Regions from separate parts of the Homo sapiens genome. Here region 1 is linked to region 2. A link is a loop called in an ENCODE intact Hi-C map of the cell type or tissue named here. Cell type or tissue: Calu3. All regions are shown on one strand. Links, peaks and the distances in the headings refer to the core of each region. The heading gives the core; the rest is flanking DNA.

Region 1 (15,712 bases), core at 5,554-10,553, 67 kb after region 2:
CACTGCAACCCCCGCCTCCACCTCCACCTCCGCCTCCGTGGTTCAAGCGATTCTCCTGCCTCAGGCTCCTGAGTAGCTGGGATTACAGGTGCCTGCCACCTCACCTGGCTAATTTTTGTTCTTTTAGTAGAGACGGGGTTTCACTATGTTGGCCAGGTTGTGAACTCCTGACCTCAGGTGATCCGCCTGCCTCGGCCTCCCAAATTGCTGGGATTACAGGCGTGAGCCACCGCGCCCAGCCCAGTTCTAATAATTCTTTATTTCCCAGTCGTTTAATGTAAGAAGTAAAGAAATACAAGTAAGTATAATAGATTTTTAAACTTTCTTTCCTGTTTCCCGAACTTTAAAACCCATCACTCAATTTGAAGACAATGCATTTTTATATGTGTTAGGAATTCACTTCTTCATACTTTTCAGATGCTCAGAGATTGTGGACATTATGCCTTTCATCCTTTACCTTTGGAACCAACTTGTATGGGAGAACAACTTATCAAGTATAATTGTACTATGGTCACACATGTCCTTTACTCTCCATGTTGAAAATAGAACTATGACAAGGAAGCAATTACTAGACCAATGTTTTTTTGGCCCAAAGGAGGCTAGTGCAGAATCAGACGAGGTTTTGAAGTGATCTAAAGATCTTGGATCACCTGGGTCCTGGTCATTTCAAGGCTATAGAATCTTAATGTAAATTGGAGAGATATAATTATTGAAAATAAATCTGGGTCTACTCTAATATTGACTTAGACTCATTTCAAAGTCCTAACATGATCTTCAGCCTTCCTTTCAGAGAAACTAATTCTCTAAATATGTATTCCTAGACCCACTATCATTGTCTTTGTACTGAATGATTATTGACAGTTTTTTGGATTTCTAGAGACCTCTCCTGACAGAGAAATATCCTGGTCCCTAGGAAGCATTCTCTGTGATTTTGGTTGGTAAGTATGGAGTGTTTCAGTTTCACATTTTCCATTGGTAACATCTGCTTTTCTCATATGCATTAGTTATATAGAAAAGATCTCTAGAGGATGTCAAATGCCCTTATTCCTTTCCTGTATATTCTTTAAAGTATATTTTCAAACTTCCCTACTAATTAAATTCTTCCTTTTCCCTTTCCTGTTTAAAATTCTCATTGTGTTATGCAAAATGGAGGCCTTGATTTTAGGGAAATGGGTCACATTATCATTTACTTCTTGAATTGTCAAAATAGGAAGTGATTCCACCAAATAAGAAAAGAAACATGCATAAAAGTTGTGATCTTTTTGAAAATATCAGCAAAATTTAGTACTCAGTAGGGGTTGGAGGTGGTAGAGAGGTGGGAAGGAGACCAGAACACAGAAGGCTGTTACTTACATGGAGATGCTTGATCTTTGCCTACTAATTGAAAAAATCATGATCCATGTAACCCAAAATGAAGATGACAACCTAGATATTTTATCAGTTTCATGGTCCACTCAATTCATTTACAGTTGAAATGTTTTGAAAACCTCCTAAAAGTGGAGCTGGATCATTTTTCCTTCCCACATTTGCTGCCTAATGTGCTATCTACAGTTCTGATGGGTTTTCACAACCGTCCAACTTTAGGGTGTTCAGCCATGTTTCTCCAAATAGTCTAAGGGTTCATGTTCACTGGTCAGGACTGTGTTTTCTTATAATCTTTATCAGACATTTAAAAGGAAGATCCTCCATTAAAAGGCCATGACAAAATTTTAAGTTTCAGGATCTGAATAAAATTGTTGTTGCATATGAATGAATGTTCTTTAGAAATAATTCAACCACATGTCAATCAGAATATGCCTAAAGGGAAACTTCTTTAAATTTAGTTTTGAGAAACAGAACTGACATGATGTCATTTTAATAACAGATTGCATTTTAGCCTTAACAATCATGTAAGGAATTAGCAAAATCCTAGTGAATTTCATTTTGATATATAGAATACATCAATGATATCTGGTTAGAAAGCTAGCTGAGTATACAAACATGCCATCATTCCAAGTATTTATAATAATAATGATATGCTTCTAAATTATTTTTAAATTTTTAATTTTAAACTATAAATTTTTGCCAGGCACAGTGGCTCATGACTATAATCCCAGCACTTTGGGAGGCCAAGGCAGGTGGATCACCTGAGGTTAGGAGTTCGAGACCAGCCTGGCCAATATGGTGAAACCCTGTTTCTACAAAAAATACAAAAATTAGCCGGGTGTGGTGGGGGGCGCCTGTAGTCCCAGCTGCTCGGGAGGCTGAGGCAGGAGAATGGCGTGAATCCAGGAGGCGGAGCTTGCAGTGAGCCGAGATTGCGCCACTGCACTCCAGCCTAGGTGACAGAGCGAGACTTCGTCTCAAAAAACTCCTTTCATCTGCTGGGCGCGGTGGCTCACGCCTGTAATCCTAGCACTTTGGGAGGCCAATGTGGGTGGATCACGAGGTCAGGAGATCAAGACCATCTTGGCTAACATGATGAAACCCCGTCTCTACTAAAAAATACAAAAAATTAGCCGGGCGTGGTCGTGGGCGCCTGTAGTCCCAGCTACTCGGGAGGCTGAGGCAGGAGAATGGCCTGAACCCAGGAGGCAGAGCTTGCAGTGAGCCGAGATCACACCACTGCACTCCAGCCTGGGCGACAGAGTGAGACTCTGTCTCAAAAAAAATAAAAAATCCTTTCATCTGTTGCTTGACACCTATGATGGTATCTTATCTTGGCTATTGTAAATAGTGCTGTAATAAACACGGGGGTGCAGATGTCTCTTGTGACACAGTAATTTCCTTTTCTTTAGATAAATGCACAGTAGTGGGATTGCTATATCATATGGAAATTCTATTTGTAGTTTTTTGAGGAACCTCCTTACTATTCTCCATAGTAGCTGTACTAGTTTACTTCACACCAGCAGTGTGTTGAGTTCCCTTTTCTCCACATTCTCGCCAGCATTTGTTATTTTTTGTTTTTGATAATAGCCATTCTAACTGGGGTGAGATGATACACCACAACATTATTGTGGTTTTGATTTGCATTTTCCTGATTAGTGATGTTAAGCATTTTATCAAACATTTGTTCCCCATTTGCATGTCTTCTTTTGAGAAATGTCTGTTCAGATTAATTGGTCATTCTTTTTCTGCCATTGAGATGTCTGAGTTCCTTGTATATTTTGTATATTAATTCCCTGTTGGATGAGTAGTTTGCAAATATTTTCTCCCATTCCATGGGTTGTCTTTTCACTCAACTGATTTTTTTCTTCTGTGGAGAAGCCTCTTAGTTTAATATAATCCCATTTGTTTATTTCTTGCTTTTGTTGCCCGTGCTCTAATAAAATCTTTTTTCAGACTCATGTCTTGAAGCATTTCATTTATGTTTTCTTCCAGTAGTTTTACTGTTTTAAGTCTTACATTTAGGTCTTTGATCAATTTAGGGTTTATTTTTGGATATGGGGAGAAGTAGGGAACTAGTTTCATTCATCTGTATATAGATAGTTTTCCCAGCACCATTTATTTAAGAGAACGTCCTTTCCCCAATGAGTATTCTTGGCACCCCTGTCAAAAATCAGTCGGCTGTAGATATATGGTTTAATTAATTTTGGGGGTCTTTATTCTGTTCTATTGGTCTCTGTGTTTTTCTGCCAGTGCCATGCTGGTTTTGTTACTTCAGCATTGTAGTATATTTTGAGGTCTGGTAGTGTGATATCTCCTTCTTTGTTCTGTTTGCTCAGGGTTGCTTTGGCTATTCAGTCTTTTGTGCTTCTGTACAAGTTTTAGGGATTTTTTTCTATTTCTATGAAGAATGTCATTGACATTTTGATAGGAATTGAATTAAATCTATAGATTGTTTTGGTTAGTATTGTCATTTAACAATATTAGTCCTTCTGATCCTTGAGCGTGGGATGCCTTTCTATTTGTTTGTATCCTCTTCAATTTCTCTCATCAGTGTTTTTCAGTTTTCCTTGTAGAGGTCTTTCACCTCCTTGGTTAAATTTATTCCTAGGTATTTTATTTTATTTTTTGGTAGCTATTGTAAATGGCACTGCCTTCTTGATTTCTTTTTCAGCTAGTTCTTTATTTACGTATAGAAAGATTTCTTTGAATATTAATTTTGAATTTTGTTTTTTGAATATTAATTTTGTATCCTGCAAATTTATTGAATTTGCTTATCAGTTCTAAGAGGGTTTTTTTGTAGAGTCTTTAGGTTTTGCTATATATATGATACGTTGCCTGCAAACAGGAAGAATTCGACTTCCTCCTTTCAAATTCGATGCTCTTTATTTCTCTCTCTTGCCTAATTGCTCTGGCTAGGACTTCCAGTATATGCTAAGAGTGATAAGAGTAGGCATCATTGTCTACTCCCATTTCTTAGGGGAAAAGCTTTTAGCTTTTTGTCATTGAATAATATGTTGCTGTACCAGATGTGGTTGCATTGCTTGAGCAAATTAACACATCTCCTGTTACCTGGTATGCAGCCATTGACTTGCAAATGCCTTCTTCTCCATTCCTGTCCATAAGGCCCACCAGAAGCAATTTGCCTTCAGCTGGCAAGGCCAGCAATATACTTTTACTATCCTACCTCAGGGGTATATCAACTCTCTGGCTTTGTGTCATAATCTTATTTGGAGAGATGTTGATGGCTTTTTGCTTCCTCAAGATATCACACTGGTCCATTAGATTGATGGCATTATGCTGATTGGATTCAGTGAGCAAGAAGTAGCAAACACACTAGACTTATTGGTGAGACATTTGGCTGCCAGAGGATGAGAAATAAATCCAACTAAAATACAGGGATTTACCTCAGTAAAATGTCTAGGGGTCCAGTGGTGTGGGGCCTGTCAAAATATTCCTTCTAAGGTGAAGGATAAGTTGCTGCATTTGGCCCCTCCTAAAACTAAGAAAGAGGCACAATGTCTAGTGGGTCTATTTGGATTTTGGAGGCAACACATGCCTCATCTGCGTGTGTTACTCCGGCCCATTTATCAAGTGACCCAAAAGGCTGCCAGTTTTGAGTGGGGTCCGGAACAGGAGAAGGCTCTGCAACAGGTCCATGCTGCTGTGCAAGCTGCTCTGCTACTTGGGGCATATGACCCAGCAGACCCAATGGTGCTTGAGGTGTCAGTGGCAGATAGGGATGCTGTTTGGAGCCTTTGGCAGGCCTCCATCGGTGAATTACAGGGGAGGCCTCTAAAATTTTGGAGCAAGGCCCTGCCATCTTCTGCAGATAACTACTCTCCTTTTGACACACAGCTATTGGTCTGTTACTGGGCTTTGGTGGAAACCGAATGTTTGACTATGGATCATCAAGTCACCATGCAACCTGAACTACCTATCATGAACTGGGTGCTTTCTGACCTATCTAGCCATAAAGTGGGTCATGCACAGCAGCATTCCATCATCAAATGAAAGTATACTTGATCGGGCTTGAGAAGGTCCTGAAGGCACAAATAAGTTACATGAAGAAGTGGCTCAAATGCCCATGGTCTCCACTCCTGCCACCCTGCCTCCTCTCCCCTAGCCTGCACCAGTGGCTTCATGGGGAGTTCCCTATGATTAGTTGACAGAGGAAGAGAAGACTAAGGCCTGGTTCACAGATGATTCTGCATGATATGCAGGCACTACCTGAAAGTAGACCACTGCATTACAACCCTTTTCTAGGACATCCCTGAAGGACAGCAGTGAAGGGAAATCTTCCCAGTGGGCAGAATTTCGAGCAGTGCACCTGGTTGTGTACTTTGCCTGGAAGGAGAAATGTCCAGATGTGCGATTATATACTGATTCATTGGCTGTAGCCAGTGGTTTGGCTGTATGGTCAGGGACTTGGAAGAAGTATGATTGGAAAATTGGTGACAAAGAAATTTGGGGAAGAGGTAAGTGGATGGACCTTTCTGAGTGATTGAAAACTGAAGATATTTGTATCTCATGTGAGTGCTCACCAATGGGTGACCTTGGCGGAGGAGGATTTCAATAATCAAGTGGATAGGATGACCTGTTCTGTGGACATCACTCAGCCTCTTTCCCCAGCCACCTCTCTTATTCCCCAGTGGACCCATGAACTATGTGGTCATGGTGGCAAGGATGGAGGTTACACATGGGCTCAGCAACATGGACTTCCACTCACCAAGGCTGACCTGGCTACCGCCACTGCTGAGTGCCCAATTTGCCAGCAGCGGATACCAACACTGAACCCTCGATATGGCGCCATTCCTCAGAGTGATCAGCCAGCTACCTGGTGGCAGGTTGATTATATTGGATCTCTTCCATCATAGCAAGGGCAGAGGTTTGTCCTCACTGGAACAGACACTTACTCTGGATATGGGTTTGCCTATCCTGCATGCAATGTTTCTGCCAAGACTCCATCCATGGATTCATGGAATGCATTATCTGTTGTGGGAAGTCAGGGACCCTGAATAGAGGGACTGGGTGAAGCCACAGCAGAAGAACATAAATTGTGAAGATTTCATGGACATTTATTAATTCCCTAAATTAATACTTTTATAATTTCTTATGCCTGTCTTTACTGCAGTCTCTGAACATAAATTGTGAAGATTTCATGGACATTTCTGACTTCTCAATCAATACTCTTATAATTTCCTATGCCTGTCTTTACTTTAATCTCTTAATCCCATCATCTTTGTAAAGTAAGGATGTATGTCACCTCAGGACCCTGTGATGATTATGTTATCTGTATAAGTTGTTTGTAAAACATGCGTGTTTGAACAATATGAAATCTGGGCATCCTAAAAGAACAGGATAACAGTGATTTTCAGGGAACAAGGGAAATAACCATAAAGTCTGACTGCCTGCGGGGCGGGGCGGGGCAGAACAGAGTCATATTTCTCTTCTTGCAAAAGCGAATAAGAGAAATATCACTGAATTCTTTTTCTCAGCAAGGAACAGCCCTGGGAAAAGAATGCACTCCCACTGACAGGCCCCTAAAATGGCCGCTCTGGGAGTGTCTGTCTTATGCAGTTGTAGATAAGGGATGAAATGTACCCTGGTCTCCTACAGCACCCCCAGGCTTGTTAGGATTGGGAAATTCCAGCCTGGCGAAATTCTAGTCAGACTGGTTCTCTGCTCTTGAACCCTGTTTCCTGTTAAGATGTTTATCAATGACAATGCATGCACAGTGGGACAGGGTACCTTATCAGTAATTCTAATTTTGCCCTGGCCTTCTGACCTTGCCCTGCCCATTTGCCTTGTGATATTTTGTTGCCCTTGAAGCATGTGATTTCTGTGACCCACACCCTATTCGTACACCCCTCCCCTTTTGAAATCCATAATAAAAACTTGCTGGTTTTGTGGCTCAGGGGGCATCACAGAATCTGCCGACATGTGACATCTCCCCCGGACACTCAGCTTTAAAATTTCTCTCTTTTGTACTCTTTCCCTTTATTTCTCAGACCAGCTGACACTTAGGGAAAATAGAAAAGAACCTATGTTGAAATATTGGGGGCTGGTTCCCCCGATACTTATCCACTATCATGGTATTCCACACAGCATTGCCTCTGACCAAGACACTCACTTTACAGCTAAAGAAGTGCAGCAGTGGGCTCATGCTCATGGAATTCACTGGTTTTACCATGTTCCTCATCATCCTGAAACAGCTAGATTGACAGAACAGTGGAATGGCCTTTTGAAGTCACAATTACAGTGCCAACAGTGTACAGTGACATTACTTTGCAGGGCTGGGGCAAAGTTCTCCAGAAGGCCGTGTATGCTCTGAATTAGTGTCCAGTATATGGTACTGTTTCTCCCATAGACAGGATTCATGGGTCCAGGAATCAAGGGCTGCAAGTGGAAGTGGCACCACTCACCATCACCCCTAGTGTTCCAATAGCAAAATTTTTGTTTCATGTTCCTGTGACATTACATTCTGCTGGCCTATAGGTCTTAGTTCCAGATGGAGGAATAGTGCCACCAGGAGACAAAACAATGATTCCATTAAACTGGTAGTTAAAGATTGCCACCTGGACACTTTGGGATCCTCCTACCTTTAAGTCAACAGGCTAAAAAGGGAGTTACACTGTTGGCTGGGGTGACTGACCCAGATCATCAAGATGAAATCAGTCTACTGCTCCAAAACAGAGGTAAGGAAGAGTATACATGGAATACAGGAGATCCATTAGGGCATCTCTTAGTATTACCATGCCCTGTGTTTAAGGTCAACGGGAAACTACAATAACTCAATCCAGGAAGGACTACAAATGGTCCAGACCCCTCAGGAATGAAGGTTTGGGTCACTATACCAGGAAAAAAATATGACCTGCTGAGGTGCTTGCTGAAGGCAAAGGGAATGCAGAATGGGTAGTAGAAGAAGATAGTTATCAATACCTGCTAGAACCACATGACCAGCTGCAGAAATGAGGACTGTAACTGTCATGAGTATTTCCTCCTTTTGTTAAAATCATGTTTGTAGATGTATACAGCTGTACTAAGAAAATATCTTCATTTTATTTCCTTTGACTTCATCATGTGACATAAGATTTATTGATTTCATTTCAGAATTGAAGTATTGTTAACTTTACATAATAGTATTTGAGTTGGGGGATTGGTGTGTTTCCGGTTGTACTAAAGATAGTTGTATTATGTTAGGCCTAATTATGACCTTATTATTTTCTTTATTTAAAGATTATGTATGATTTCAGGAGATGTGTATGAGATGTGTATGAGTGTCAACTTGATTGGATTGAAGGATGCAAAGTATTGATCCTGGGTGTGTCTGTGAGGGTGTTGTCAAAGGAGATTAACATTTGAGTCAGTGGGCTGGGGAAGGCAGACCCACCCTTAATCTTGTGGGCACAATGTAATCAGCTGCCAGTGAATATAAAGCAGGCAGAAAAATATGAAAAAGTGAGACTGGCCTAGCTTCCCAGCCTACATCTTTCTCCTGTGCTGGATGCTTCCTGCCCTTGAATACAGGAATCTAGGCACCCGGCTGACTTACTCTTTTAATATCTGCATGATATTCGGTTTTGTGGAAGCACAAGCCTTCTGCTGATGATATTCATAGTGGTTCTAAAGTATCGCCACCACAACTAATGGGCAGTAGGGCATTTTCAGAGTAATTATTTTAATTTTTAAGATATATGGTACTAAAATGGCTGTCATAAAAGGATAAAATTTATTTAAAAAATGATTTTCCTGTGGGACTGTTCTTCAGACACTTATTTCTCTCTGTTGATGAGCATGTTTGCTTAAATATTATTATAAGTCCTTCTGAAAACATAAATGCAAGATGCTTATTCTTTATTAACTATCATTTATGAAAGAATAATATTAGAAAACATTTCTAAGATTGAGTTCCTAAAAAAAGTTTTGTTGAGCATGGCTTAGTGTTTTGTAAATGCAACTATTTGGAATTCATATTTTTATTTTTCATGATTTATCCCACTATTTTTCTCACTTTAGAAATTATGTTAAGGCTACTATTAGAGAAGAAAAACCTGAAGAGAAGTTAGATTTTCAGGAATGAAAATGTGGAATGCTAAACAGTTTAGTAGCATTTAGTCTACATCTTTCAAATTTTAAATAGCTCTTCATATTTTATTTAACCACATGACATGTATTCAAGTTGGATGAATGTGCCAGATGCTAAATTTATACTTAACTGAAAAATTACCCAGTAGCAATTTAGAATTCAGCAGACTTCATCATATTAGTAACTTTTTATTATTTGTATGAATTAGCTCATGCTTCTCATCCTAAGTGTCATGGCTTCTCTACGATTGAGGCTCAGTCTGTAACTATTCTCTGTTTTCAATTGGTCATTTAATCAAAATTTAAGCTTTTATTCCTAATCTTTCATGGATTATTTTAGTGACTATAAATAATGCTATTTTATCTTTTCCTTTTTAAAATCATATCAATTTAAAGCACTTAGTCTTAAATTAAATTAAGGGAGACATATTTGGATTGATATAAATGGACTAGACATTTATACATGCAAATTGGCTAACTATACTTCTAACATTCATTTATTTCTGTATCTGGCCTAGAATGTGGAAAAAGATGTAGGAGTAATTATCTCAAATGTTTTAAAAAGTTGGATTATATTGGAACAGTGTCTGACAAACCTGGAGAAGACAATGCAATTGACATTGATTGACACAATCTCCACTTTGAAAATAACCAGCCAATCTGCTTAACAGAAATTACAAAGGAATACTGTTTAAATCCCATATTTTTTAAAGGACATCCAATTTTATTATTGTAAACTTTAAAAATAAATGTTCTTTTAGAAAATGGAAAACAAGCATAATAAAATATGGCAATTTCACCAGAGGAAAATTATAGTCACCAAATTTGGACATGTACTGGAACATTTTTCTGAACAAAATGAACTCTGTTAAACTTGACAAAGGTAGGGTGAGAGCACATAGACTTATTGAGGAAAGATACTAGCAAAATCGTTTGCAATATTAAAAAAACTGAATATATCAATAATAAATTTTAAAAATTTAGTCATTAAAAGGCTTATATATGGATTTCCATAAGCTTCAGACTTAATCCTCCACACACTTGAAAGTAATAATACTAAACTTCTTAGCAATAGTTTTATCTTCTGCTCCTTGCTTCTAATACTTGTTTAAAAAATTGATTTTTCAACATACTTCTGCTATTTTTAATCATCCAACAATTATAAATATTTATTATGTGCTAATTCCCAAATGCTGTATACTTGCAGCACTCAAGCTAGATTTACTTTTTGCTGTGGGGCAGTAAATGAAAAATTTCAATTCAATATTAATTGAAGTGCAACAAAATACTTGTTGATTTTTTTTTAATTTAAAAGGTGTGACTGTTCTGTCCTTCTACTAACCTCTTACTAATCAGTCTCTACCCTGATAAAAATCACATACTCTTTTTGAATTGCAGTTGCATCATGTAAAAATTTTGGAACACTAATAATCAAATGGTAGGCAGAACTGATGTTGAAAAGCATTCTTTCTTTACAAACACATTGAATTACAGAAAACGAATTACCATTTTATAGCTGTATAAAATCACATAGCTGAGTTTCAAAACAAGAAAGTCAAATCTCTAGGAGCTGGAAATAAAGTGGAAACAAGCAATGGCAAGTGGGAATTGAAACTGTGTGGCCCATTATGGTAAATGCTTTAGAGGCTAGGACTTTGATGGCAACACAAAAACAGGATTTAAAGTTACAGACCATGTACTAGAGGGGCTATTCCTCAGCTCGTTGCACAAAACCAGGAGCTGCAAACATACATCCCATTGGAAACACTCGTCCTTTTTATTCCACGGAAGGGCATAAATTATGGTCACTCGTCCTGCACCATGCATGAAAATACTACTATCAAGAAGCCTTTGACTTTTATGATACTTTTGGAACCCCTCAGTGAAAAAACTAGGTAAAATATGCTCTGTAGCTATGAATACTGTATCTCTTAACAGAGCCAACAATAAAATTGTCCCAAAGAAAATGCAGTATCTCTACAGAAGACCAATTACCATGGGGACGTGCTCTTTCACTCATGAATGAGAAACTACTGTGGGTCTTCCTCTCTTGACAAAACAACTAGAAAACAGGAAAAATAGCTGAAAAACCTATTTTCAGAAATTGTTTAACAGGAATCACAGGACTAGGATTCCTAATAGAAGGGAAGCATATAAAATGAAATCTATAGTTGCCCTTAGCTTTCTGCCTAGAATTTCTAGACTGCAGTGAAGGGAGGAGAAATACAAACAAAGCCGTATAGTCTTAATGGGTTGAAAAAACCAAGACCAGAGATCAAGAAGGTGAGGTGGCTAGAATTTGCTGCTAAGATTTCCAGAGAACAAGTTGCTATGCACAAAAAGTGCTCCAGAAATCTATATAATAAGGTCCTTGAATCTTTGGCTGAATACAAATCAGTGAACATAAAGGTAGAACTTTATTAAGTCAGGTAAAGAAAAACTACCTGGGAGAGAAAAATTAGTGGAGAACCAGAAGCTGAATAACTCACAGAACTTACACAGGGCTAGGAATTATCTGAGTTCCTACTAGCCAAAGTGGAGCGATATCACTGAATATGTAATGCAGTCAATAGAAATCCCAGAAAGGTCATGCCTTAGTAGTGGGGGCTAAGTTACCTCAGTGTAAAGGTAATTCTAGACCCACTCTAAAAAAGCTTTAGAATACGCCTGAAAAATATGCTGATCTGCAAGTAATTTAAATGCCTGCCAGAACAAAGTCCAACATTACTTAAATGAAATTCAGCACTTACCAACATAAAATTAATGTCTGACATTCAAAGAAGAATTACTAGACATTTGAAGAAAGCTGGAAAATATGATCCTTAACCAGAAGAAAAATCTGTCACTAAAAACAGACACAGAAATGAGAATGATCATGGAATTAGCAGGCAAGGCTTTAAAACTATTTTATACATGAACACACATAGAATATGAATATAAAAGTATTAAATATTCTCGATGATGTAAAGAAAAATGTAAACATAATGACAGAACCAAATAGAACTTCTAGAGATGAAACTTTTATAGGATGGAACGATCTGCAGGTTAGACATTGAAGAAGCAAAGATTAAAGATTTTGAAGACAAAATAATATAAATATTAAAAGTGAAACAAAAATGACTGAAAAGAAAAATGAACAGAGGCTCAGTGAACTATGGGAGAGCAGTCACATGCACGCACCTGCACACGTGCACACACACACACACACTTGAAGTCCCAGAAAAAGAGGGGAAAAGAAAATATGTAAACACATAGTGGACAAAAAATAACCAAAAATGATGAAAACTAAATGCCCACAGATGTAAGAAGCTCAAAGAAACTCAAGCAGGATAAATTCACAGATGCTTACAACAAAACACATTATAAATTGTCCAAAACTAGTAATAAAGAGAAAATATTAAAGACCAGAAGAAAAAATAAAAACACATTTAGTCACAGAGGAACAAAGAAAAGAATGATTGTGTGATTCTCACTAGAAACTGATCAAGCCAAGTTACACAGAAATGATATATAAGTGTGAAGGGTGGGTAAGCAGGATATAGAACTCTATATCCAGTAAAAAGATTTTTCAGAGGGAGTTGTCAAGATGGCCAAATAGGAACATATTGGGTCTGCAGCTCCCAGCATGATCGACACAGAAGACGGGTGATTTCTGCATTTCCAACTGAGGTACCTGGTTCATCTCATTGGGACTGGTTGGACAGTGGGTGCAGCCCATGGAGGGTGAGCTGAAGCAGGTCGGGGTGTTGTCTCACCCAGAAAGTGCAAAGGGTCAGAGGATTTCTCTTTCCTAGCCAAGGGAAGCCATGACAGACTACCTGGAAAAATAGGACACTCCCGCCCAAATACTGGACTTTTCCCAAGGTATTAGAAGCTGGCAGACAAGGTGATTCTCTCCTGTGCCTGGCTCGGCAGGTCCCACGCCCATGGAACCTTGCTCATTGCTAGTGCAACAGTCTGAGATCGATCTGTGAGGCGGCAGCCTGGCTGGGGGAGGGGCGTCCACTATTGCTGAGGCTCGAATAGGTAAACAAAGTGGCTGGGAAGCTCAAACTGGGCAGAGCCCACCACAGCTCAACAAGATCTACTGCCTCTAGACTCCACCTCTGTGTGCAGGGTGCAGCTGAACAAAAGGCAGCAGACAACTTCTGCAGACTTAAACATCCCTGACTGACAGCTCTGAAGAGAGCAGTGGTTCTCCCAGCACAGCATTTGAGCTCTGAGAATGGACAGACTGTCTCCTCAAGTGGGTCCCTGACCCACTTGAGACACCTCCCAGTATGGGCCAACAGACACCTCATATAGGTGGCTGCCTCTCTTGGATGAAGCTTCCAGAGGAAGGATCAGGCAGCAGTATTTGCTGTTCTGCAGCCTCCGCTGGTGATACCCAGGCAAACAGGGTCTGGAGTGCAATTCCAGTAAACTCCAACAGACCTGCAGCTGAGGGACCTGACTGTTAGAAGGAAAACTAACAAACAGAAAAGAATAGCATGAACATCAACAAAAAGTTCATCTATACCAAAACCCCACCTGTAGGTCACCAACATCAAAGACCAAAGGTAGATAAAATGACAAAGATGGGGAGAAATCAGAGCAGAAAAGCTGAAAATTCTAAAAATCAGAGTGTGTCTTCTCCTCCAATGGATCACAGCTCCTTGCCAGCAACAGAACAAAGCTGGATGGAGAATGACTTTGACGAGTTCACAGAAGTAGGCTTCAGAAGGTCTGTAATAACAAACTTCTGAGCTAAAGGAGGATGTTCGAACCCATCACAAAGAAGCTAAAAACCTTGAAAAAAGATTAGATGGATGGCTAACTAGAATAAACAGTGTAGAGAAGTCCTTAAATGACCTGATGGAGCTGAAAACCATGGCATGAGAACTTCGTGATGCATGCACAGGCTTCAATAGCCGATTTGATCAAGTGGAAGAAAGGGTATCAGTGACTGAAGATCAAATTAATGAAATACAGCGAGAAGACAAAGTTAGAGAAAAAAGAGTAAAAAGAAATGAACAAAGACTCCAAGAAATAAGGGACTGTGTGAAAAGACCAAATGTATGTTTGATTGGTGTACCTGAAAGTGACAGGGAGAATGGAATCAAGTTGGAAAACACTCTTCAGAATATTTTCCAGGAGAACTTCCCAATCTAGCAAGGCAGGCCAATATTCAAATTCAGGAAATACAGAGAACACCACAAAGATATTCCTCGAGAAGAGCAACTCCAAGACATATAATTGTCAAATTCACCAAAGTTGAAATGAAGGAAAAAGTGTTAAGGGCAGCCAGAGAGAAAGGTCGAGTTACCCCCAAAGGAAAGCCCATCAGGCTAACAGCAGATCTCTTGGCAGAAACCCTACAAGCCAGAAGAGAGTGGGGGCCAATATTCAACATTCTTAAAGAAAAGAGTTTTCAACCCAGAATTTCATATCCAGCCATTTAAGCTTCATAAATGAGGGAGAAATAAAATCCTTTACAGACAAGCAAATGCTGAGAGATTTTGTCACCACCAGTCCTGCCTTATAAGAGCTCCTGAAGGAAGCACTAAACATGGAAAGGAACAACTGGTACCAGCCACTGCAAAAACATGCCCAATTGTAAAGACCATCGATGCTATAAAGAAGCTGCATCAATTAACGGGCAAAATAACCAGTGAAAATCATAATGACAGGATCAAATTAACACATAACAATATTAACCTTAAATGTAAATGGGCTAAGTGACCCAATTAAAAGACAGACTGGCAACTTGGATGAAGAGTCAAGACCCATCAGTGTACTGTATTCAGGAGACCCATCTCACGTGCAAAGATGCACATAGGCTAAAAAAAAGGGGATGGAGGAAGATCTACCAAGCAAATGGAAAACAAAACAAACAAACAAAAAAGCAGGGGTTGCAATCCTAGTCTCTGATGAAACAGACTTTAACTCAACAAAGATCAAAAGAGACAAAGAAGGCCATTACATAATGCTAAAGGGATCAACTCAACAAGAAGAGCTAACTATCCTAAATATATATGCACCCAGATTCATAAAGGAAGTCCTTAGAGACCTACAAAGAGACTTAGACTCCCACACAATAATAATGGGAGATTTTAACACCCCACTGCCAATATTAGACAGATCAATGAGATAGAAGGTTAACAAGGATATCCAGGACCTAAACACAGCTCTGCAACAAGCAGATATAATAGACATCTACTGAACTCTTCACCCCACATCAACAGAATATACATTCTTCTGAGCACCACATCACACTTAT
Region 2 (15,712 bases), core at 3,914-8,913:
TATGTTAAGTTTAAAATGCCTATTACTTGTCTAAGCGGATCTTGACTACAAAACTGTCTGTAGTCTCAGCAAACGAGTTCTGTGGGCAATCAGCATTATTCTCTTTTTCTTGCCTTCCTGCATATTCGTAGCTTGAGGGAAAAATAGAAAAAAAAAATTCACTTGTTTATTCATTCAACAAATATTTATTAAACCATCTATTCCATAAACATTTATGCTAGGCACTGTTCTAGCAAATGTGGATAGGGGAATAAACAAGTTCTATTTTGTATCAAACTTTTTTTCCTTTTCAGGTTTAGTTTCAAGAGTGTGGGTGAAAAATGGATGACTCATTTCCGTTCTTTACTAGCTGGTCCAAGGCTGGCAGTTTGGTCTCTGTTGCCTCACTCTTCTCTGGTATGCAGTAGAAACATTCAGAAATAGACTTAGTAGCCTGGATATACAATGTCACCTGCCAAAGTCCTTCAATACCATAGTAATGAATAAAAAATGAATGGTACTAATTGATATATATTTCCTCCCATTTATTCATCCTATGTTTTTGTTTTTCTATTGTGTATTATTTTTTAAAGTACCAGAATAAACTAATGTCTTTGAGTTTGTGATGACTAATAGAAACAGTTGGATATAGAAATAATTCAGTTTAAGTCAGCCAAAGAAACACCAAAATGTTTCTGAGTAATTGGTTATTGCAGCCTTCTTAGTATTTCATTAGGGATAAATTGAGGTTTCTGAATCTAAGAAATTACCTGGTGCTTTTCAATACTGATATGATAGATTTTGATACCACTTGCTTAATATAGGAACATTTCCTGTTTTTCTTCTAGAGAACTCTGAATTAAAGAGAGAAGCAGAGATGAAAATAACTTCTCATTTGTGCTTTGAAATATTTCTTGTCCTAATTAAAATTCAGGCAAGCCAAATTTGATACCATAACATAGAGTCAGCCTGACCACTCAGCTTCCCTTAATATTCTGCATCCCCTCACCCTTCTTTAAAACTGGTTCCTCCAGTTTGTATCTGAATGATGCTATCATCACAGTGAGTTGTGCCAAACTCAGATTACTGTATGCTATAGTCATCGTCTGGTTTCCTGTCTAGTGAAGAAGCATTTCATGGTGGTTAATAGCACTGGCTTTAGTCAATTAGGCTAGGATTTGAATTCTGGCACTGCTGTTCATTGGCTGGATGACCTAGGGCAAGACACTTACTCTTTGTATCTCGATTTCCTCATCTGTGTTGATGTGTGAGACTTAAATGAGCTAATGCAGGTAAAGTCCCAAGCACAAGGCCTATCACCAGGTAGGCATTTGTTCATATGCTTAAAACCTATTTGAGTGTCAGGCACTGTTCTGAGCTCTGGGATAAAGCAAGCACAAATTAGACAAACTTCCTGCCTTCATGGTCTTTTTATTTTGGCATTCCATAACCTCAATTCCCTTTCTTATTTTCTTTCTTTCCTGGATGGCTCTGAGCAAAATAGTCATGTAGCAAAAAATGGGCACTTTATCATATTCTTACTCTTGTGTGTGACACAGCTAGTGTATTAGTCCATTTTCATGGTGCTGATAAAGACATACCAGATACTGGGCAATTTACAAAAGAAAGAGGTTTAATGGACTTACATTTCCACATGGCTGGGGAGGCCTCACAATCATGGTGGAAGGCAAGGAGCAAGTCACATCTTAGGTGGATGGCGGCAGGAAAAGAGAGAGAGGACTTGTGCTCTCTCTCCCGTTTTTAAAACTGTCAGATCTCGTGAGACTTACGAGAACAGCAAGGGAAGACCCACCCCATGATTCAGTTATCTCCTACTGGGTCCTTCCCACAACACGTGGGAATTATGGGAGCTACAAGATGAAATTTGGGTGGGGACGTAGAGCCAAACCATATAAGCTAGTGTCCGTGTTGCCCACCCTTGCCCACCAAGCTCCACCCATGCTCCACTTCCCCACCTAGGATGTCTTTCCCAGCAGTGCCTCCCAAGTGGGGCTTCTATGCACAACTTGGTGCCCTGCCCTATCCACACTCACCTGCATACTTTGTATCTTAGTCCCTGCCTTCTCAGTCATGTAAGTCAACTGATACTGAGTTTCTAGTAACTAGTATAGACCAAATATATACCCCTATTGAGAGCTTTGCTTAGTTCCCTAGAAATGAATCTCTAGAAATAGAAGATTGTAATTTGTGGAATATTTGAGAGAGGAGAGGGCTTCAGAGAAGCTGCTGTGTCTGACTGTGATCACTGTGTCGTTTGTTTATTGAACATAGGCTGTAAAACGACTTTCTTCTCTTCCCCATGCTTTTCCATGTTCCTCGCTCTCTCTCTTTTTTCTCTCCTATTTCTCACTTTCCCACGCTTGTGTCACTCACATTACATAAAATATAATATATAGTGAAGCCAACTTAAATACCACATCCTCCTTGAAACCACTCCTTCCCTTTCCACTTGAAAGAAATCTCCGTCCTCTGTACCTCTCTGGCCAGTCTTTCTAGTGTTGTCCACTTACTGGTTATCTTTCCCTCATTTCTCTGCATTCACAAACTTCATTCGAGATAAAACCCAAGTGGGAAGCTGGGAACTGAAGCCAGGTCAGGGCCTTTCAGAGGTCCAGCAAAACTTGGATCTCCCTCCGCTTTCCTCTTCTCCCTTCTCTCCTTTCTTTTCTGGAACACTATTTTTTTTTTTTTAAGCCCAAACCAGGTGTTAATATTATAACATAAGAAAGAGTACTTTTCGAGGTGGGTGGATCACGAGGTCAGGAGATAGAGAACATCCTGGCTAACATGGTGAAACCCCCTCTTTACTAAATATACAAAAAATTAGCTGGGCGCGGTGGCGGTCGCCTGTAGTCCCAGCTACTGGGGAGGCTGAGGCAGGAGAATGGCGTGAACCCGGGAGGCGGAGCTTGCCGTGAGCCGAGATTGCGTCACTGCACTCCAGCCTGGGCGACAGAGCGAGACTCCGTCTCAAAAAAAAACAAAAAACAAAAAACAAAAACGAGTACTTTTAATACAGTAGTAACCTCTTAATATAGTGGGAACCTGCAGGGGATATGTTCTAAGACTCCCAGTGGATGCCTGAAATCAAAGATAGTACAAAGCCCAATATATATACTGGTTGTTGTTGTTGTTGTTGTTGTTGTTTTAGACGGAGGAGTCTCGCTCTGTTGCCCAGGTTGGAGTGCAGTGGCGTGATCTCGGCTCACTGCAACCTCTGCCTCCCAGGTTCAAGCAATTCTCCTGCCTCAGCTTCCCGAGTAGCTGGGACTACAGGCGTGCGCTACCATGTCCAACTAATTTTTATATTTTTAGTAGAGACAGGGTTTCACCATTTTGGCCAGGATGGTCTCGATCTCTTGACCTTGTGATCTGCCCGCCTCAGCCTCCCAAAGTGCTGGGATTACAGGCATAAGCCACCGAACCCGGCCCGTAGTTTTGATATAATAACCCAGATGGCTACTAAGTAACTAACAGGCAGGTAGCATATACAGTGTGGATACACTGGTTAATGGATGATTCATGTCCTGGGTGGGACAGAACAGGCCGGCATGCGATTTCATCACACTATTCAGAATGGTGTGCAATTTTAAATGTATTAATTGTTTATTTCCGGAATTTTCTATTTAAGACTCTTGGACTGTGATACTGAAACCATGGAAAGCAAAACCATGGCTAACAGAGGTCTACTGTACATAAATTACAATGCAATATAATTGTGTTATTTATAAGATTATATGGGGTTATATTTAAAAAGTAATTTATGATATGCAATACGGTATCTGATAATGAGCTATTAAAGTTTGATTATAAATAAGATCTTAAATGTATACCAGAGACTGCATGTATAAACTAATATGGAGAGATTATTGGAAGTTTATTTTGCAGTCTATTGAGTAAGATCCAGGGTGAATGGTTCTTTGGCCCCCATTATACATTCTGTGTGGGCAGTAGTATCAGGTACAGATAAAAATCAGTAACCAAAACATTAGATGGATGAAAAATGAGGGTGATCACAGGAGGATGAGAAGCTACCAGGGTAGAATGCTGGAGAAAGACTGAGATGGTTTTCGGAGATGGTGTTCTTGTTAGCTCAAGGCCTGGGCACAGAGCTTGACTTCTTTGGGTTTCACAGAATCAGGGAGGCAGAGAACCAAGAGACCTAGAAAGATCTTCCCACAGGAAGATTGAATTTTCACCGTGGCAAAGGAAAAGTATCAAAGGAGAGTCCTGCTAAGAACAAAGCAAAGAGATTTAAGAGCTTAACATCTTTGGACGACGTGCTTTGGACCATCCTTGCCCATAATCCTTTTCTTTGAGATCCTATTCCCTATGTAGCACTGGTAATGGGCAGCCCTATGTAACTGGTGACACCCTTACAAGAAAACTGGTCTGCAAAGAGAAGGAAGAGGAAAGAAAAATTGTGCAGAGAGAAGTAGAAGCTAGAAAGCACATGAATCTTGAGAGGTAACTGAGTTGTCTCAGTTCTTCAATGGTTTCAGTTCCCATGACTCATGTTGGTACCATGCTATGGTTTCTGTGGATCTCTAGCATTGTATGAAGCTTCCTCAGCTTATATCCTATAAGTGGGGTCACTGTTTTTTTTTTTTTTTTTTGTCTTGAAAAGAGTCCTGACTAGGACAATAAGTGATATGTTGTTGAAAGTTGATGGCCTCTAGTTGTCTTGGGAACTTAAGCTTAGATACAGGGAGAACTATATTGGTTTTCTCACCCCAGTTAATATAGCCAGAGCTAGTTTTCCATCGCCAGTAGGGAGGAGTGTTTGGACACTTTCAGACAGTTGGGTTGGAGCTAAGATAAGGCAGAAGGAGATAATTTTTTTATGAGTCCTGGATAAATATTGGTGGATGTTTTGTTTAGGGTAAAAGCTAAGTTGCTGAAACAATGGGAACCTTTTAGTACAATGACTTAAATAAGATTAATATTTATGTATCTCTTTTGCTACAGACACAGTAATAGACGAGTTCTTCTCCTTAATGTCAGTTGCATCAGTTGTCCTTGTCTACATGGTCACTAGTACCATGATCATGTTCCAACCCATAGGAATGGGGTAAGGGGAATAGAGAGTGTCACCAAAGATTGAAGTCCAAAGATTTGTCACACACTACTTACAGTCATATATCAAGGGCTGAAACTCGCCATACCTAGCTGCATGGAATGTACTTTCTTAGATTTGTGGCCACACATGCTGCTAAACAACTTTTGGTGTTCGATTATTAAAATAAAGAGTTTCAGGGGACCATTAAGAGAATATCTGTAGCAAGCAGGAGCAGAACTAGAGCAGAGCTCCACAAAGCTTAACACAGTTTGTTTTCTCCTATTCCTCTAGCATTGACTGACTTTTGGGTTTTATCCATTTATTTGTTTACAATTTTAATTTACTTACTTGTTTTATTTGTAATGTGTGTTATTTGTGGTTGAACACTTTGTATTTATAATTCACTAAAAGGTAATCAAAATTTAAAATTAAATGTTTTACTTTTGTATGACCATTAATAGTTTTATTGGGTTTTAGAGCAGTGCCATAAAATTTCTAAAAAAAAAAAAAATAACAGGCGAGTTACTGCTGATCTCGCTCTCTGAATGCACTAGCAAAGAAAGTGTGTTTCACTCTGATAAGCCTCTGTGGACCAAAAATTTCTATTTCAAAGGAGAACGAAATGCCAACTAGTGGCTGCAGGTGGGGGATAAGTGTGGAATATGTGAAACAAATGTTTACAGTTTTTTTAATTATTCAAAAACAGTTGTGTGATAACTCTGCAGGGGGTCATGCTAGGACAGGCATCTATGAAGCACAATAAAGGCAACTAGACAAATCAAAGCATAGGAAGGACTGAGCTGAAAATAATGGAGATATTCATTCCTTTATAAATAATGTGTCCAATAATACCTTAATACTGCATAAAAGCTAGGCATGGTGGTGTGTGCCTGTAGTCCCAGCTACTGTGGAGGCTGAGGTAGGAGGATCACCTGAGCCAGGAAGTCAAGGCTGCAGTGAGCCATGATCACACCACTGCACTGCAGCCTGGAGGACAGAGTGAGACCCTGTCTCAAAAAACAAACAAACCAACTAACTAACTACTTAAAAAATAACCTGACTTTAAAACAGCAAAAATCCCTTGCTTTTCTACATTCGTTTTTTCTAGATTAGGTTTGTGAATAAGGAGCAGAAGAATAAAAATATCTCTGCCTCCAGGGGGTTACTGCCCCATTGTGGATATAAGAAGGCCATGGGATGTTCAGTGGCCTCTACTAGGATATGGCTTACATTAAATAGGACTCAGATAAGAAAGGTTCCTTGGGAGAGGTCAAAAGCGAAGATTCTGGGGGGAGATGGGAAAGAGTGAGGCTGCCGAAGTAAAGGAATGGGAGAATTACTTTAGATACACAGTGTCATTTATCCTTTACACAAATCTGAAAGTTGACTTCTTGGAATTTCTCTGGATCCCCATTCTGTTGCTGCTCAAATATTCAGTACTTTCCTGCCTTCTTGGCCTTGTCTAAGTTGTTGGTTCTGAACTGTTGCTTTGACCTTAGCATTTAGCATCAGTATTTTAAAAGTATTTCTTTTGTAGAAGGCTTCATTAGTTCCAGGCTTAACTTTGGCATTACCTGCAACTGAGCTATCACTGGGCCTGGCCCACTCACACGCCTGACCTTTATTTTCTGCCCAGCTTCACCTTAGATTTTCTAAGGCTGTCTTTCAATCTCTTTTTATTAACTGTTGTGTTCCACGTTTATTTAGCAGCACAAATGGTTATACACTCATTTCCATTGTGCAGAACAGACCTGAAAATGACACAGGAAGTCAAAATAGAAAGATCATTAGGAACTTAAGGTAAGGAATCAGGGTGGAGTGTAGTTCTGAGCAGAGCCTTAAAGGATGAGGTATGTTCAAGACTGAATGACACCTTTGTGATGCTATGGAGTGAAAGCAGTGGAACATGCTGGTGACCGACGGAAACAGTGCTGGGTGAGGAGGAAGGGTTTGGCAGAATGTGCCGAGTTGCCCTAGGTCTGAACCCTGGTTCTTGTCTCCGGATACCTGTGTGAATTTCCTCATTCCAATTTTGGATACCTCCCAGGATGACAGCTTTTCAGCTTCCTTGTTGACAGATTTTCAGGGTCTGTCTTTAGAATGATTAGCAGCTTTTAATATGTAGCCCCAAGTCTATTCTTCCATAGCCTGCACCCATCTTTTGCTCATAAAATATTTGGTATTGACTCTGTATTCCTTTGAGTTTCATTTTTGTTCAGTCTTAAGTAGGAATTACTTGGGTTCAAAGGGTGGGGAAGAAGACCTTCTTTCAGTAGAGAAGTCAAAGACAATCCAATACAGTATTCCCTCCTTATCCAAGAAGGGATATGTTCCAAGACCCCCAGTAAATGTCTAAAACTGAGGATAGTATCAAACCCTCTATATACTATGATTTTTTCCTATACACACATACCCCATGATAAAGTTTAATTTATAATTAGTCAGAGTAAGAGATTAACAATAACTAGTAATATAATAGAACAATTATAACAATATGCCAGCATCACTACTCTTGTGGGTTGGGGCCACTATTAAGTAAAATAAGGGTTACTTGAACACAGGCACTGCAATAGTGTGATAGTTGATTTGATAACAAAGATGGCTACTAAGTGACTAAGGGGCAAGTAGTATATACAGCATGGATACACTGGAGAAAGGATGATTCACATCCCGGGTGAGACAGAGTGGGATGGCACAGGATTTAATCATGCTACTCAGAATGGCACACAATTTAAAACTTGGGAATCATTTATTTCTGGAATTTTCCGTTTAATATTTTCGGACTGTGGTTGACCACAGGTAACTGAAACCATGGAAACTGAAACCACAGATAAGGGGGGACTACTGTACTAAACTTGAAGGGGTCTGAATTCTTGTTGGATAAAGTAAAACAAACACTGAGAAAATAAACTTTAACTGTATAAGACAGCAAAAGAAAAGCAAAGTATGAACCATGAATTGCTTTAAAACACAAACAGCTTTACCATGTAATACCAACCCTCCTTTTCACATTGTGATTTAGTTATTAACTAAATCCTGTTCTTTAGAAAGGTACCACACATTATTTTAGAGCACAACATCCACGTTTTAACCACAGAAGAGCACTAACATGGAACTCTCTGGAAGATGAATATTCCCAAATGTTCAACACATGGCCTGTGAAACCCAGTCCCATATTTATTTTTCATGTTACATTTGCTGATGGAAGTTATATCTGGAGTTAAAAGTATTTGGCAGATTCATAAGGATCCTTTTTAAACTAAAATTTGACAATGTCATTTTAGCATATAATGTCATTCTCACTGTGTGGAGATGTGGGAATGGAAAATATATCTGGGGAAAACACTGACACCTGGAAGGCTTCTGTCAACTTTCAACAAAAGCCTGCAAAAAACTGCAGATCAGATGATATGCAAATGTGTTTCAATTTCATGTACACCAAGTACATCGTATCCTGTTATTTTGACACACATTGGAAAATCATTTGATTACTTATCTTAGAATATTTCTTTCTACATGAATCTTCTCATTAAAATTTTTCTGATAACCTTTTACAATTATTATTTATTAAAATAGCAGTTTAGCTCCGAGATTTCCTGCTCTCAACGTTAGTGCACTTTATGCCTCACTGGTGTTACTTGTCATTTTCAGCTTTATTTACCTTTTTGCTTACTCTCTCCTATTTGATTATGTACTCCTAAAAGACAAGTTTCATGTTCATTTCACTAATTTCCTGTATAAGGTCTTACTTAACATTGGTGCTCAAAGGACCAAATTGTTTTGTGACACAATATATTTTTATTTTGTACTGTGAGCTCCTAGAGGTCAGAAGGGAATATCTCATTCATAACCCCCAGCACCTATTACACTCCTGAGTCTGCAGAGTAACTCAATAAATGATTTTCCTATAAAACAATAGGAATTGCATCCAAATGCTACATTTTGTCTTACAAGCCTATTTGTTTTAGTGCAAGGAATTGTGTTCAGACAAATCACAGGAACCACATGGAATGGTCCCATTGGTTCTCTAATCCCAACAGAGGCAGCTGTATGATGTTGCTAAGGGATCATAAAGCTCCAGAGACAGATCTGGGACAGGTACACAATTTAAATGGAGGCACAGAGGTAGATGCCAAAGAGTAACTATACATTATACTGTTTCCACATTCATGTTTTGGAGAAAAGTGTGATAAAAACAATTTTGTTAACAATTTTTAACTGCAACTACCGCAATTAATTTTAAGCCCCTTCATCATTGTTAGGTAGGGCAGAAGGAAGAGAGTTAAAGGTAATTATTTTTGTGATATTTTGGAAACTGTATGCAGTGGGTTGAGGGTGCCAACTGCCACATAGTTGAATCCACAGATGAGTGAGAAAACTACGCCAATGAGTTGTTACCGATAGGTCAAATAGCCTAATATGGTGGAAAATTGCAGAAAAGATTGCAAAAAAAAAAAAAAAAAAGTAAAAACAAACTAAAAAACTTTGATAATATAGAAGAAGCTGTTTGAAATAAATAAAGCAATGTAATTCTTAGTTTTGTGTTTAATCAAAACTCCTGCAAGGATCTTGTTGACTTACTACATATATCAACTAAACCTGTCCTGATTTGTGGGCAATTGATTGTTTGGGTCCTAGTTAGAGGTAGAATTAATAGCCATGTAACAGAACTTCTAAACATCTTTGTTAATGCTAAGAGAAAAAAGCACATGATTCTATTTTGCGTAAAACCAGTGGCTGATTTTTAAGAAAGAAGGAGGTGGCTTCTCGAAAATGAATCAGAGAAGTGAGATCTTTATATAAAAGTAAACTAAATTTGGTATAAAAAGAAAATAACTTGTAGAAACAGATGCATGATAAGAAGAGAGCATAATAAGGCATCCCAAGATTTCAAAAGGAAATTATTTTACTTAATTTGTTTTAAAATTAGCTTAAATTTGTTTCAGATTTTGGGGGAGTGGGAGGTTAATTTTCAGGATATCTTTTTAAATAATCATAGGTGGTTGTTTAGATTCTATGAAGAAACAGACTTTTTTTTTTTTTTTTTTTTTTTTTTGAGACGGAGTCTCACCCTGTTGCGCAGGCTGGAGTGCAATGGCACAATCTTGGCTCACTGCAACCTCCGCCTCCCAGGTTCAAACGATTCTCCTGCCTCAGCCTCCCAAGTAGCTGGGAATATGGGCGCCCGCCACCATGCCCAACTATTTTTTTGTATTTTTAGTAGAGACGTGGTTTCACCATGTTGGCCAGGATGGTCTCAAACTCTTGACCTTGTGATCTGCCCGCCTCGGCCTCCCAAAGTGCTGGGATTACAAGTGTGAGCCACCATGCCTGACTGAAGAAACAGTTTTAAAGTTCCATCTGAATTTTGATAGAAGTAATATCTATATTCTTGAGAAAATATCAACATTACATGGCAAAAGAGAGTCAGTAGTATATATAAAATGAGTGTGGTATGATTCTATAGGTGTGTAAGTGATGGCACCCTAATGTATTATCAGTGAGTGGCATACCTGTGTGTAGTGAACAGGTAAGGGTACCTGAACAGCTTCATGTAGAGAACTGCAGTAGGGTGAGGGAAAAGAGAGAGGAGAAGTAATTTTGCTTCTGTTCCTCATATCAATGTTATAATTTCTTAGTATCTATATAATGTGTAACTATTTTGTGATAAGCTTCACTCCCCTTATTCTCTTTTTATCTTTTTTCAGTTCTGATAAAATATATGACAAAAATGTGAGTAATATTTTTGTGCCTCTATTGCTTAATAATGATGAACTACTAATCCGGTTAATTCTATATCTCATGCCAACTGTCCACTTACTCAGAAGATCAGGAGGCTGGAGGCCCTGTCATTGGAGAGTCTGATTCAATCAGGTATGAGTATGCCTATGGAATCCATTATTTGATAAGCTCCTCAGATGGGCGTGACAGCCAGCCAGCATTTTGAGTCCTAAACTAAAAAGTTCTTTCTTTTTAATATCTCCATCACCCTTTCTCTGCAACTCATACAGGAGGCACAGTAATCCTTCCCCTGAGATTAATTTATCATCTCAGCAATGACCTAATCAATGTATTACCTCTTTCATTTTATATTTGAATTTTAAGATAGACTCCAAGGTGTTAAAATATAGCATCAGTTCTCTTTTGAGATCCCACCATTTCCAGAATTATCTAAGAATCCATGTGGAGTAATTCACTCAGTCCAAAAGGTTCAGTCCACTTCCCAAGGCCAGCTGGGGAGAATAGTGGAGAATTTAATCCATTTGCTTCTGGCAGACACTAGTAGTTGATGGATGCTTGCAGTTGTGCTCTTAGTGGCCAGATCCTTGCCTAGGGGCCAAGCTTCACACTTAGACTTTCTGGTTAGAACTCCCTTTATTTCACAAGTTTGCCAAAACAATGATGGTCCTGAGGGCTTCTAGACTAATTTTTTTGTGCATGTATATGACATAATCAGTTTTTTCTCAAAAGTCTATAGATCCTTACAATAATCCTATCACTTCAGCTCAGACTACCCTTTCATTGCGGTGAGTTGAGGTCCTCACTAGGCAGCACAATTCTCAAACTTTACCTTCCTATTAAAATCACCTGAAGGACGTATTAAACACAGGTTGCTGGGCTCCAACCTCTGAGTTTCTTACTCATAGTTGCTATGAACTGAACTGTGCCACCCACATATATATGTTGAAGTTCTAACCCCCGGTGCCTTAGAATGTATTTGGAGATAGGGCCTTTAAAGAGTAAGGTTAAATGAGGTTACAAGGGTGGTGCCCTAATCCTACATAACTGATGTCCTTATAAGAAGAGGAAGAGACACCACTAGATACATGCACACAGGGCAAAGGCCATGGGAGGACACAGCAGGGCAGAGACTCATCATCTGCAAGCCAAGGAGAAGTCGAATTTGCTGACACTTGATCTTGGGCTTTTAGCTTCCATAATTGTGAGACAATAAATTTATATTGTTTAAGCCAGCCAGTCTGTTGTATTTTGTTATGGCAACCTTAGCAGACTTATACAGTTGGATTGGGGTGGGCTCATGAATTTTCCTTTCTAACAAGTCCCCAGATGATGCTGATATGGCTGGTCTGGGGAGCACCCTTTGTGAATTACTGGGCTGGGAAATCTTCGTCAGGCCCACTTTGTTTTGTTTTGCGCATGTATATGACAGAATCAGTTTTTTCTCAAAAGTCTATAGACACTTTGTTTCATCCGAAGACCCTTGATGATCAGGAGGTAGGATTTTTATCCTTACGTTGAACTACTCAAAGTTAAAAAAGGCTCGGTTATGCTAGTGTCCATGACAGGGGGTGCATATTCACCTTACATCTGGTAACTAAAAGGCACATTGGAATAACTGCTTCTTGTTTCCACATACACAGAGAAGTTCTGGAAGTAGATTTTCCTATATTTTTTTCTTTAAAGTTATATCTTACCAGCAACTACTTTATATTAAAATACGGGATAACAGAACTGAGATACAAAAAAGAAAAATAAATCTCAATAATCTGACAGTAAGTACAATTCAGTGTAATTCAACAAATTGAATTGCTAGCAGATAATAATAACTGAGTTAACATGTTTCCTCTTCCATTTTATATTGGCATCTTACACTAGACTCCAATGTGTTAAAATACAACAAACTTTATGAATCTTAAGAATCACATGATGTCTTTGTTAAAAATACGGAGTCCTGAGCTACATTCCTACAGATTTTGATTCATTAGTTTGAGTGAATTTGGGAATCTTTATTTGTTATAAGGGCTTTTGGAGATTCTAATGCCGGTGGTCTGAATACCACCACTACATGAGAAACATGGACTTTGAGGAATAAGTAATGTGGGGATATTAATTTTTTGTATAAACAAATCAGCTGGGCATGGTGGTGCCTGCCTGTAGTCCCAGTTACTCAGGAGGCTGAGGTCGGAGGATCGTTTGAGCCCAGGAGTTCGAGGCTGGAGTGCAGTGGTGCAATCACGGCACACTGCAGCCTCAAACTCCTCGGTTCAAGCAATCCTCCCACCTCAGCCTCCTGAGTAGATTTTTTTTCCAAAAAAAAAAAAATAGAGGACATATTAGAAGATGTGGCTTTAAGTCCTACCCACCAATTATGACAATGCTGAACTGGGACAGCCTCCCTAGGTAAGATTTAGGACATGGAAGTGCAGAACATATCTTTGTTCTCTGATTTCTATGCACATGCTTGCTTCTTGGAGTTGAGTATGAACAGTTATTCTTTCAAAATTTACTAATCAGAGAAATATATCCCAAGAGGTGGAGTAGAGTGAGTAGAACATGGAGAGAGGCCAGTACAGGGGATCTCTGGACCTTGAAAAAACCCTCAGTAGTGGGCAGATAAGCTTCATCTTCCACTCCCCTCACCATTTCAAGAAAGTGACCACATTTGCAAAGGTGAACCACCTACTCAGGTTCCCATAGCTGGAAAGTGGTGGAGCCAGGATGGAACCTGGTCCTGAGTACCTCCAGAATCAACACTCCTGACTACTCTGCCAAAGACTTAGCTATATAGATGCAACCTTGTAGTGTGTGTGTGCAAATCCTTATACTGACAATGAGGGAAACTAAGTCCAGGTTAAATGTTTGGACGTCAACCGCGATAATCTGCCATCACGGCAGCCACTTCCTTTGGGTATATTTAATTTTAAGGGAAAAAATATATTTCCTGCTTTTTTGATTCCTGACTCCATTTCATCCTGGTATGCCTGCAGATGCTTCAGAATTACTTGGTATATTCCTGCCCTCAAAGAGTTGTAGTGGTCTTCGGTTTCTCATAAATATAAGACTGCTATATTACTGTGTTAAAACTCAGAGTTACTGGGCTGAATAAGCACAGAAGCACATTGTTTCTCAGCATTTACAGTTCTTTTTAGTTAAATGCTACATTCTTTAGAGTTTTGGGAGAACTCATTCCCTTTAAATCTCACCACAACTGTGAATTTGGAAATTAGATGAAAAAAAAAAGCTTATGAAAGTAAAATTCATATTCACTTCATATTCACACATACACACACACAATGCTAGTAACAACAGATGCCTCTGCTTGCAGTAACAGATTTATCCTAAATCTGGATACAATGAACTCTTTTTATTTCCTCAGATAAGCAGATATTTGACTAGATTTGGTGGAATATTTCTCTCTTGTGAGTTAAAAAAATAATTTTAGCATACAATTATGTAAAATTATGAAAATTAAAATTTTCATCATTGTTTTTAGATAGTGTTTCTATATAGTATTCTCCAGTATCTAGCACAAGACTGGCATATAGACCCATTTATTTGGTTATTCTTTCATTAATCTTGGCTTGGTTCTTCAAAAAATATAATGTTTTAATATTTAGATCACCAAACATTTAGAGAATTTCAGGTTTCAAGACATTCATACATTACTATAGTAAGCATTATTGTTGGATAACTAGCTTACTGATCATACCATAGCTAATAAGAAGAGATTGTCACTTTATCCCCAACTATATGCCGATCAATACGTGATGCTAGACAATGTTTATATGTATGAAAGGCCATGAGAGTAGGGTAAATGAGAAAAAAGTATATAATCTCATAGAAAACACTAGATCTTTGGCATATTTACATATCTTAAAAGTTCTTATTAAGTGAATTTTGGGTATAATTTGCAGAGACATGTTGAAGATAACTGACAATATCCTTTCTATTCTATATGTTATGCTAATTTGCTTCCACATTAAATCACACTGTTTAAAATGATAGCATTTTATATAAGGGTCTTAACAAGTACTTGATTATCGGATTGGTGGTTGTACTGTTTTCCCCCAGTAATAGCCAATACTTCCCTATTACGGAAGAAGCCAGTTAGGCTTTTGTTTTGTTTAGTTTTGCTTTTTCTTTTCCAAATCTGCTCAAAGGTTTAATTTTTAAATGTTTCTACGTCTTTTTCTCAGTGATGTACTATTTTTCAGGAACCATTTCAACTCTTTTAACAATTATACCTTAAGGGAATAAAGTCAGTTTTCTGTTTAAACCTGCTTGCTGAATTTTTTTTTTTTAGATGGAGTTTCACTCTTGTTGCCCAGGCTGGAGTACAATGGTGCGATCTTGGCTCACCGCAAACTCTGCCTCTGGGGTTCAAGCGATTCTCCTACCACAACCTCCTGAGTAGCTGGGATTACAGGCATGTACCACCACGCCCGACTAATTTTTTGTATTTTTAGGAGGGATGGGGTTTGTCTATGTTGTTTAGTCTGGTCTTGACCTCCTGACCTCAGGTGATCTGCCCGCCTCGGCCTCCCAAAGTGCTGGGATTACAGGTGTGAGCGGTCACGCCCGGTCGAATATTCTAATATACTTTTTTAGTTATTGAAAGTTACCAATAACTGGAATTTATTCATTTTGATGAAATAAATAAATGAAATTCCTGTTCATTCATTTGACAGTTATTGAGCACCTACTACATACAAAGCATTGATATAGCTGTCCTAGAAATTACAATGATATTATCACCAATTACTAACTTTTAGGTGGTCAAGGTGCATGACTAGTACCGTATCCCAGTTGGATCCTCAATACTTGCTATGATGCTTGGCACGTGGCAGTTTCTTTTTTTTTCTTTCTTTTTTTTTATTATTTTTTTATTATTATACTTTAAGTACTAGGGTA

What was found. A loop is a pair of places that touch in the nucleus more often than their neighbours do. Peaks named below come from ENCODE experiments on the same cell type or tissue, not always from the same donor. Only the 100,000 strongest peaks of a DNase experiment are listed, where the experiment ranks them.
Region 1: it touches region 2 in a loop (5-fold over the local background); 1 of 110 quality-filtered maps calls a loop at or near these places.

Annotation. Positions count from the first base shown.
Region 1 is chr5:87,040,476-87,056,187 of GRCh38, reverse strand. MIR4280HG (MIR4280 host gene) reads left to right here. Exons shown (of 2, transcript NR_186582.1): 2 at 5,224-7,282. LOC645261 (PP565) reads left to right here. Exons shown (of 3, transcript NR_188227.1): 1 at 1-298; 2 at 878-938; 3 at 5,224-7,282. Among named protein-coding and RNA genes, the nearest start is that of MIR4280, 67 kb to the left of the region's middle. In Calu3, for the core only: a CTCF peak has its summit at 7,792; DNase peaks (open chromatin) are centred at 6,997 and 7,807.
Region 2 is chr5:87,106,108-87,121,819 of GRCh38, reverse strand. The region is part of intron 1 of MIR4280HG (MIR4280 host gene); the gene reads left to right. MIR4280 (microRNA 4280) reads left to right here and starts at 6,866; the gene lies at 6,866-6,941. It overlaps LOC101929380 (a long non-coding RNA gene), which reads right to left and starts at 1,672. Exons shown (of 4, transcript NR_105018.1): 1 at 1,626-1,672. RefSeq lists an enhancer at 4,180-4,279. In Calu3, for the core only: no CTCF peak of the experiment used is centred there; DNase peaks (open chromatin) are centred at 7,009 and 7,758.